Linked DNA regions of Mus musculus: region 2 is linked to region 1. The links are chromatin loops, found by intact Hi-C in ENCODE. Cell type or tissue: left cerebral cortex. All regions are shown on one strand.

Region 1 (5,000 bases):
GCCACGGTTTGCTATTGCAGAAAACCTGGCTCAGTTCTCAGCACCCACATGGTAGCTCACAACTGCCTATGACTCCTGTTCCGTGGAATTCCGTGCTCTCTTCTGACCTCCAAAGACGCTCACACACCAGGTGCACCGACCTACATGCAGACAAAGCATCCATACATATAAAGTGACATGCAAAATTTAAAAAAGACATCACTAGAGAGAAGAAAAAAACAACAACAAACACCATGATTATCTACATAGTCTAATACTTCACTGACCATTCTCTACACATTAAAACAAACACAACTGAGATAATAGGATATAACACTGCAGGCTATAAACTCAACTAAGATAATAGATGTCACAGAGCACGGGCTGCAAACTCAGCATACAAAACTCAGTTGCGTTTCTATATAGAATTTACAAACAGTCAAGCAACTGAAGTTATAAGTCAGTACCATGTGTCATACCACAAACCCCACGAACACCGGTATCAGTTCTACTGAAAGCTATGTGAGCCTTCTGTGGTGAAAAGTGCAAGATGCTTAGGATACAATTACAGCTTGAATATGTGCGGAGGTAAAACAGGTAAATGACCAGCAGCTGTTAAGCATTTTCCCAAATCTATGTATCCAGTACAAACCACATCAAAACCCCAGCTCCTTTTCAGGGAGAAACTGACAAACTAGTTCTAAAATGTTTATGAAAATATAAAGCATCTAAAATGAAATCCGCTATGATCCCTACACTCCCCACTGAGAACTGCCTCTATGAAAAAGGGTGGAAAAGAAATTATCCTATTATAATAAATACCAGCTTATTCCAATCTTTAATTTAAAATGTGCAAGTGCTACATAGAATAGCCTTAGATATATCATAATACTGCCGATAATGGAATTTTAGTAAGTTGCTTATTAGATAAATTTCATACTAACTAAAATAGTATCCTGTATATTTACTATATGCAATATACTATATCAGGCAATCTGGGCACAATAGAGCCCACAAATCTCATGATCCATTTTGTAGTTTGTGTTATTGAAAATGTGACACACAGATATGATTGGTCTGGGGAGACAGCTCAGCCAGTGAAATGTTTGATCCACAACCTGAAGACCTGCAATTGATCCACAGAGCCTGTGTAAAGTATCTGGGTGAGTGGCACACCCTGGTAACCCTAGTGCTGGGCGGCAGAGCCAGGGAATCCTTGGGGTCTCTCTGGCCTGGCAAACTCGTCCCATTGTCAAGTTCCAGGACAAATGAGAGACCTTGTCTCAAAAGCCAAGGGGTATGGCTACAGAAGAATTACACTCAAGGTTATTCTCTGGTCTACACAGGCACACATATACAGGCATATATGCATTCACAGTCAGATACACACAGAGTCTTAGTTAGAATTTCTACTGGTGTGATAAGACCTGACCATGACCATAAAAAGGGAGAGGGGAACGCTTGCTTACCTGCTTTACACTTCCACTCCATGATTCAGCATCACAAGAAGTTGGGCAGGAACTCAAGGTGAAAGACAATGAGTCAAGGAGGAATGGAGAGCCATACAGAATGATCTGTTGCCAATGCTGGACACTCACTGCTTCCGAATAAGCTATAAAAAGCACAGGTCACTTGACAGAAGTATCTGCTGGGCCATTCAAGGCTTCTCCAAATAAGCTATGTAGTTCTGTGGTTGGGATAGCGCGTGAGCAGCAGAAGAGGAAGGGGTGTTTACTTTCTCCCACCCACCTTCTGCTTCCTATGATCAGAGATTAATCCAGGACAATGCAGCACACTCCTGAGTTGAGTCATTAGCTCTTTCGGTGGTGGATAAGACTCTAGGTACCACATACAGCTGTGGGCTTCATGTGAACTGCAAAGGCTATGAGTATCATAGGTTCTGTGTTAGAGCTGGTGGTAAGCCACAATGACAGCTTGGGATGAGAAACTAACATGACAAAGGGAAACTGAGGCAGGCTCTAAGATCTGCCTCGCATGCTAACAACTTCTGTAAAAGAGACATTTAGTTAAAGTGTATTCGTTGAGGTTTTGCCAGTAGTCTACACAGTAAACAATTGCTAAACCTCAGAAGTTTCAAAGAAACAAACAAACAAACAAACAAACAGAATACCCATCTATTTCTCTCTCACCTGTCTGCAGGTCAGTAATAAGTTGGCAGAGCTCAACTAGTCCCAGACTGGCACAGATTCAAGCTGGTTTCTTGTATCTGGGTTTCTGAAACTCAAGCAAAAAGAACTCTGGCTAACAGTGGCATGCTGCAGTCACGGCAGATGGCAGAAATATAAGAGAGGCCAAAGAAAACAGCCATGCCTCTTAAAGCCTTAGTTCAGAACTGACACATTACCATATATATATATACAACTCAAAACTGTCACTTATTTTCTCTAAAAAGCCTCTCTGTTCTAGTACAACTTACTGTTCATTTCTTCTGGATAATCCTTAGTGACTAGTATATAACATAACTGGGGTATTTTTGGCAATTGGTCTCCTATTCGTAGCCTTATTCTGGATCTGTTAAGGCAGCCGTTATTTGGCCATCTCTTCCTCGTGCTAAGACCTGATAATTGAATGCTCGAATGGTGCTTCATTAGCAGCACCAATTGTTCCTGTTAACACAAAGACCGAGGACATTTAGAGACACTCCAAGTGCTGTTCATTCATGAACTAGAAGCAAAAGTTCCTGTGCTCTGGAGACCAAGAATAGCCTAGATGTTCCTTAGCCTTCTACGCACCATGTGTTTAGTTAATTAACACACTCAACTTTTTCCTCTTTTTCCCCTTCTCTCTCTCTCTCTCTCTCTCTCTCTCTCTCTCTCTCTCTCTCTCTCTCTCTCTCTTTCTCTCTCAACTGCTGCCAACATTGCAAAGTCAAAATAGCTGTGGAGGGACAAGCTGTTCTGCCTCGTGCCTCATCAACATTCCCTGTTCAGTGTATCAACACACAGGGAGCACACAGACCCCCATGCTACAACTCCTCAAAAAAAGTCCCCTGGTGGGGATTTTCTTCTGAGGAAAGCATCAGAAGAAAGATGGCACTCTCCTTCATACACAAAGTCACAGCTAGAAGGCATGAATTTAAACTATCACTCATTCCTCGAAAAGACCTTATGCAGGGTCATACACTGAAGACAAGATTAAAACTTGCAAAGGCATTTTCTTTCCAACAGATCAATTTAAAATCATTAGGAGAAGCTCGCTGGGGAGAAACTCAGTGGACTCACACTCTAACTCAAAGCTCCTCAGTCTGTTGGGGAGCATTGTAATTTCAAACAGTGACTGCTGCGATCATCCTGTATCGGGTAGATAAGATGGCTCAGAGGAAGGGTGGTGAGGTGAGATGCTCCAAGCTACTTTATTACAGAACCCAGAGCAGGAAACCAACTTTGCTATTTGAAATGGGGAGAGAGGGGGGGATCACTAAAGGATTCACCTACTCATCTATATTTGGACACATACAAAATTGAAGTGTTTCTCTTACTCGTGTTCTTATTGACTAAATTGATATCTACCTCAATACAAAATGGAATGAAATACCATAAGCCTAAAAGCAGAGTTCACTGATAGAGAAATCTTTCATTCGGGGGACATATATCATCCTTTGTTTAAAAAAAATTAGGGGGGGGGGGTCAGTTTAGAGTAGATTCTGAGAGTTACTTCATACTAGGATTAAAGGAAGGGATGTTTCTGTAGTTTTCAGTCATTATGGAAAGTATTTCCCGCAGACCAGGAGGAACTTTTAAGGAGTAAAGGCACTTTTCGTCACGATTGACAACTTGAATTGGATTATTCCCACCTCCTGGAACTCACATCGTAGAGGGAGAGAACAGACTCCTGATAACTATCCCTTGATCATGGCGTAAGTTCCTTATCCTGGTGTTCCAGCCCCTCGGGCATCAGTGTCTCCTACTAAAACTGAACTGCCTGCCAGAACTGCTACAGGAAAGGGGAAATCCGAAAAACAGATAGCTCTCTAATTCTTAACTCCTTGAGATAATCACTTACCAAGGGAAAGGGTCTTCTTCGGTTGTTCTCATGGTTGGTTGGCGTCAATGATCTGGGCCTGTGAGGTAAATCATGTCAAGAGCTGAGAGCAAATGGAAAGTTTCTCTCCATGGCCTGGAAGCTGAAGAGGAGGTCCTAGTAGTACCATTTCCTTTGGAAGTACACACTCCCCATCCAATGACTTAAAGATCTCTCACTCGGCCCCACCTCCTAAAGGTTCCATTACTTCCCAGTAGCACTCTACTGGGTAAGCCACTACAACACAGTCTCTTAAGCGCCCTGAATCTCTCTGGCAGAGGCATATTTACAGGCTTCAGGACTCGGATGAGCACTTGGAGGCCTCACTTCTCCACTCTGTCTACTAACAGAAACTTTAGCACATCTAAAGGCAGGGCAGTCTGGGAAACATGGCCTTTAGTCACTGTTAGCGAATCTCTTTAACCAGCAGCTTCTTTTCTGAGCTAATGAAACTCATGTGAAGGAAAAATATACAATATATATATATATATATATATATATATATATATATATATATATTAGATATACATAGATACAGATGTAGATTGTTGAATGATAGACTATAGCAGTCGAATAAGAGAACTTCCAAAAACTGACATTAGAAGGATTTTTATATCAGTGTCTCTGCAGTCTGAATGTGAAAAACTACTTCCATTCATATTATGGCCCTAAATCATAAAGGAAATGTACGGTAGCATCATCTTAGCAATAGCAATGTCTGAGCATCTAACATGCGTTAATAAGAAAATCAAAAGCCCAACAAAATAAAAGTTGCCTGTGACGGCAGCTGTTAAGAGAAGCAAGACATTCTCCGCCCAGGATTTCCTAACCTGATGTGGCTTAGATAAATCATCTGAGTTAATCAGCAGTTTGGGCACCAGAATGGAAAGTCTGTCCCCCAATATAGATGATTTGGCTCCCTAGCCAATCCAGAAATCACAAAGAACTGCTAATACCTGTTTAAGCCTATAAGTTAAAAG
Region 2 (5,000 bases), 430 kb before region 1:
TGATTACTCCTTAAAAAGAAAAATCCTTAAATCTTACACTAAATAGTATTCTGGTATTATATCTTAAGATATCTAGTCTGTATGTACAGTCTTGAGTAGATTAAACTAATAGAGCTCTCAAGGACAGATAGGTTTAGAAGACTAGAAATCTACCTGAAGTCACAATGCAGACACCAGATTAGGGAAGACATGAGTGAGTGCCTTCACTTACAGGTTAGGGGGTGCCAGGAGTGAGTGCCTTCACTTGAGCGTGCATTTGGGTATTTAGCTTGGGCATCCACAGTCACAAAAGAGAATGTGTCACACACATACAAAAAAGAAATGGAAACAAACAAATCACAATACCAAAAGAAAGAAAAAAAATCCACAAAGTACACTCTCACAGGCCTCTATTTATACTAGCACATTCTGGGGAAAAATCACTCAAAAACCTGTTACTAATCGTTGAAACCTTAGGCTGTCGACATTTTTTCTGCTTTGCTAGCCAAATAGTCATGTGCAGCAGCCAGAGGGTTAAAGAGCCAGATTTCCTGTCCCATACTGCAGCTTTGTGTGAGCAATATGGAGGACCTCATCATCGCTGCAGAGGCTCTGTTGAACATGAAGGGTCTATCCAGGCTGAAATATGTGCAGCCTTCTGGGCCAGATTTGCTCCGGAAGGGCTTCTGAGTTGGCTGTGCAGTGAACTGAGCTGTCCAGACCTGCTGTTCCACAAAGGCCAAGTATGTCTCTCTGATAGTCTGGCTCTCCAGCCAGCAGACCATGAGAAGTCTGAGCTTCACCTGGTCCAGACACTAGACAGAGATACAAAACGAGCCTGAGCTGCTTCAAGGTATTCAAGATGTGACCTATGATGCATCAGGTTATTTATATTTTGATAGACTAAGGAAAGACGTTTCAATTATCCTATTGAAGTAAAGCAAATGATACCAAATGTATAATTTCTGAGATTAACACAGTGAAGGAAATGGATTATTTTTAAAAAGTATACTCACTTAACTGTACCACAAATACCTCCAGTTTTCTAGAACAGTGCTGTTATTTGTAATATTTAAATGGAATACTTGCAATACACTTTACTAACTTTTTTAGAATAAATATATTAGAAATGTTCAACACCAAGAGAATAGGATAGTGGCCTTCTCATACGCCACTAATGTATCAACATTGCATCTTGCAACATAGAGTATAGAATACTTTTTTAATTATTTTGTTCTATCTCTATCTATCTATCTATCTATCTATCTATCTATCTATCTATCTATCTATCTATCTCTGTGCATTGTGTGTCTGTCTCTCTCTGTCTCTCTGTATCTCTCTCTCTCTCTCTCTCTCTCTCTCTCTCTGTGTGTGTGTGTGTGTGTGTGTGTGTTGACACACATGTGTGGATATGATGGGTAGAGAATAGCTTCAGGTGTCATCCTCAGGATATCTGTTCACCTCCTTTCAGACAGGGATTCCTATTGGTCTAACACCAATTGTTTCAGCAAGACTGGCTGACTAATGAGACCCAAGACCCCCCCCCCTTTCTCTACCTATCCAATGTTGCCGTCATAAGCACAGCAACTGCCATAATACCTATCAGTTCTGAATAGCCTCAGGGATCAAAATTAGGCCTTGGATTCGCAAGGCAAGTAATTTATTGACTGAGCCATTCTCCCAGATTCATTCTAGTCCTTTTTTTTTTATTTGACTCATTTGCTAAATTAACAAAACATCCTCAAAATTCTGAAAGTAAGCAATGTTATGCACAATCTTTAATATTTTATTCATAAATAATCAAACTTTAAGTTTGACTGGGATGTTCATAATCACTTTCTGATCCTATAGAGTCCTAGTCTTCAGTAATAAACATGGCCACAAATTACAAAGTCAAGGAGAAAGGTGCAAGGTTTAGCTCACACACACACTGTGGCCGAAGGCCACTCTCATCAACACCCACTGTGATTTAGCCACTTAGAGATAAGCATGGAAGATAAGCTTTGTAGGTTAGCAAAAACGCCAATGATACCATTATGCTACCTGTGTCCATGTGAGCATCATGTGTTTCTCACTTAGAATCTGGTGGAATCATATCCAGGTACACTGTGTAGCCACAGCTCAGTGACTGAAGAGAGGTGAAGCTGAGTCCAGATTAAATATAAGACACTAGATCTTCAAAGTCAGGCGCAAAAACTTAGATTCCACCATGCCCTTAATTATCAAATGTGTTTCCTGTGAAGAAAGGAGTACTGTGTAAATGTTGGATAATCTGACACGGCCATAAGGCTTAATGGAATTGATGATTACACACAGATGGGCGATTAACTCTCGAGGTTTAACGTTAAGGAAAAAAAAAGTAACTGTGCTGGATTGCTACTTAATGGAATTACACTGCCCATATGGAAAAGAACTCTACCCTAAATACACCCAGAATGACGGAACAGGTGGCAGAGTCTGGGCAAGACTGCTTGGAATGCACAAAAGCATTCTGAACTTGTAAGTGCCAGAAAGATTCCTGGAGGAAAAAGAAGAGGAGACTCGCTCAAACTGTGTTAACTTTTCTACATTCTGGAAATATGAATTGTAAAATAATTAGAAAACTAAAACACAAAGTACTTTTTTTTTCATAATGTCTCCTAGAAACCTATATACCACGTCTGTTTGGGATGGAGGAAGGATTATACTGTATGGCTGACTATTCACCTCCAACCTAAAAGCAATGTGCCGTAACCATGTCTGTCTTAATAATAGTTAGATAGACCAAAAGATCCAGTTAAGGGAGTCATGTAAAGACTACTACCTATAGTACGGATTGGACATTGCCCCTTGTCATGTAAAGACTACTACCTATAGTACGGATTGGACATTGCACCTTGTCATGTAAAGACTACTACCTATAGTACGGATTGGACATTGCACCTTGTCATGTAAAGACTACTACCTATAGTACGGATTGGACATTGCCCCTTGTCATGTAAAGACTACTACCTATAGTATGGATTGGACATTGCACCTTGTCATGTAAAGACTACTACCTATAGTACGGATTGGACATTGCACCTTGTTTCTGTGTTTTTTAATAATACCTCATATTCCCAGGTCCGTGGATAAAGAAGAGCTGTGTCTGTGAAGATAGCAACAAGGCATGAACAGCACTGAGCACTCACACAGAAAGGGACGTGTGATAACGTGATGATTCCAGTTTTGAAATCAGCGCTGAGCTGGGTGTGGTGGGTCAGGTGGTACAGGGCTCGCCTAGCACACACAAGCCCTGGGTTCAGTCCATAGCACCAGATAAAACCTGATGTGTTCACCATGCCCCTAATTCCTGCACTCCAGAGTAGAGGCTAGTGGACAAGAAAGAAGTTCAAGGCCCCCTCAGCTAAACAGTTAGGGAACCACCTGGAATAGGCAGTGTTTGAGAACACAGAGCAGAGCAGACGAAGCCTATGTACTGATGAAAGGTGAGTTATTTGTGATGACTTGCCAGCCCAGGAGTGTGTTTACTTAGGTGTTACTGCCCTTTCTAATCATCCAGACACTATTTCCCTTGGGTGCAGGGAGGTATAGAAACAGGATCAAGAAGTGTAGGGTTGTAATATCTCTGAAGAGAAGTGGGTATGAACACTAGGTTCAAATGACTGATCTTCTCCATAAATCATTATATTGAACTCTAAACTTGAAATGTATAGCCATTTGTACTGTCTATCTACTCTACTGATGAGGAATCTGATAGTGTGTTATCCTCCTTCGGTCACAGAGCCAAAGCTGCTTTCAGGTTCTCTTTTGCACATTCTTTCCCTGAGCAAAGATAGCTCTGGTGGGTTTGAGTGCTGTTCCCTACTGCCTGTGCTGGTGCCCTTGGAGGCCTTGTCAGTCTTCACTGACTGCCAGGGCTCTGCAAGACTCTTCAGAATAGCTGTAAGATGGAAGGTAAAATGGAGCACCATCTGCCATGAAATAGTAAATTTGACTACTAAGTGATTAAAAATGAGAGTGGAGAAGTCCCATACATATTTCTCCTTAACAAAGTTCTAAGTTTATCTTTGCAGTACTCAATGTTAATAGCCCTGCAAACATTTTTGTCGCCTTGTTTCACTGATACCTGAAGTACCTACTCATTAGGCCCACGTATTACTCAGTAAACCTCTATTCCTCAGCCCGCTGCATAATCCCTGCTGCTCAGGGTGATGGTCTTTAGACACGGGGCCTTTACAAATCATGATTGTACAGATCAGTGGAACGGGATCAATGCCCTCACGCAGAGACATGAGGTAGCTATGCTCTGTGCTCTGTCTCCTGCTGGGAAGTCCGTCAAGAATGAAGCCACCTGCAAACCAGAAGACAGTCATCACAAGGTACCAAGTTTGCTGATGCCTTGATTGTGTGCTCCCTGGACTCCAGAATTGTGAGAAGCAAGTCAAATTTTATTTGTCTAAGCACCCCACCTATGGTTTATTTGTTACAGAAATATGACCTAAGACAAACTTAAACAAATTAAGAAAGATATCTCAGTTCAATTAATCAGTCCCCTTCATTACATGATTTTAATTTCATCACACAAACAAAATGGTTGTGGAATCTATGTCCCCAACTTCTTGTAGTTGTATGCTCCTTGGCTTTCAATATGCTCTTATATTTATGCATTTTGCTAAATGTATATACTCTTTTTTTTCAGACTCTGTTATTTTTCAGAGAAATTTTATCACTATCAAGAGACAAGATAAACAGTTGAAACCCTTCTGGTCTGGCAACAAGACATTTCAGTTTTAATGTTGTATATTTGGATAATTAGTTTTGAACTTTGTTCTCTGATATGCTTGGGGATTTTGTTTCTTTCCTAAGATATTTATATAGATTATATCATAGAGATTATGAGTTACAAAAAAATGTGGAATTGTTTGAACTAGCATGCTCGGGTGAAAATGGGGAAGCTTAGGCTGCCTCCTCACAAAATCCTGTGTGCCATAACGATGAAACTATCTCTCAATTCCATCATCTTTTCTATGGTGTCACTA

Evidence for each region. Peaks named below come from ENCODE experiments on the same cell type or tissue, not always from the same donor. Only the 100,000 strongest peaks of a DNase experiment are listed, where the experiment ranks them.
Region 2: it touches region 1 in a loop (2.4-fold over the local background); 20 of 42 quality-filtered maps call a loop at or near these places.

Annotation. Positions count from the first base shown.
Region 1 is chr5:97,132,734-97,137,733 of GRCm38, reverse strand. It overlaps Gm33609 (a long non-coding RNA gene), which reads right to left. Exons shown (of 9, transcript XR_003955944.1): 2 at 4,003-4,123; 3 at 2,130-2,214; 4 at 1,449-1,861. Among named protein-coding and RNA genes, the nearest start is that of Gm33609, 3.5 kb to the right of the region's middle. In left cerebral cortex, no CTCF peak of the experiment used is centred here; no DNase peak of the experiment used is centred here.
Region 2 is chr5:97,561,323-97,566,322 of GRCm38, reverse strand. It overlaps 4930467D21Rik (RIKEN cDNA 4930467D21 gene), which reads right to left. Exons shown (of 8, transcript NR_045981.1): 6 at 2,012-2,214. Among named protein-coding and RNA genes, the nearest start is that of Gm34029, 73 kb to the left of the region's middle. In left cerebral cortex, no CTCF peak of the experiment used is centred here; a DNase peak (open chromatin) is centred at 2,365.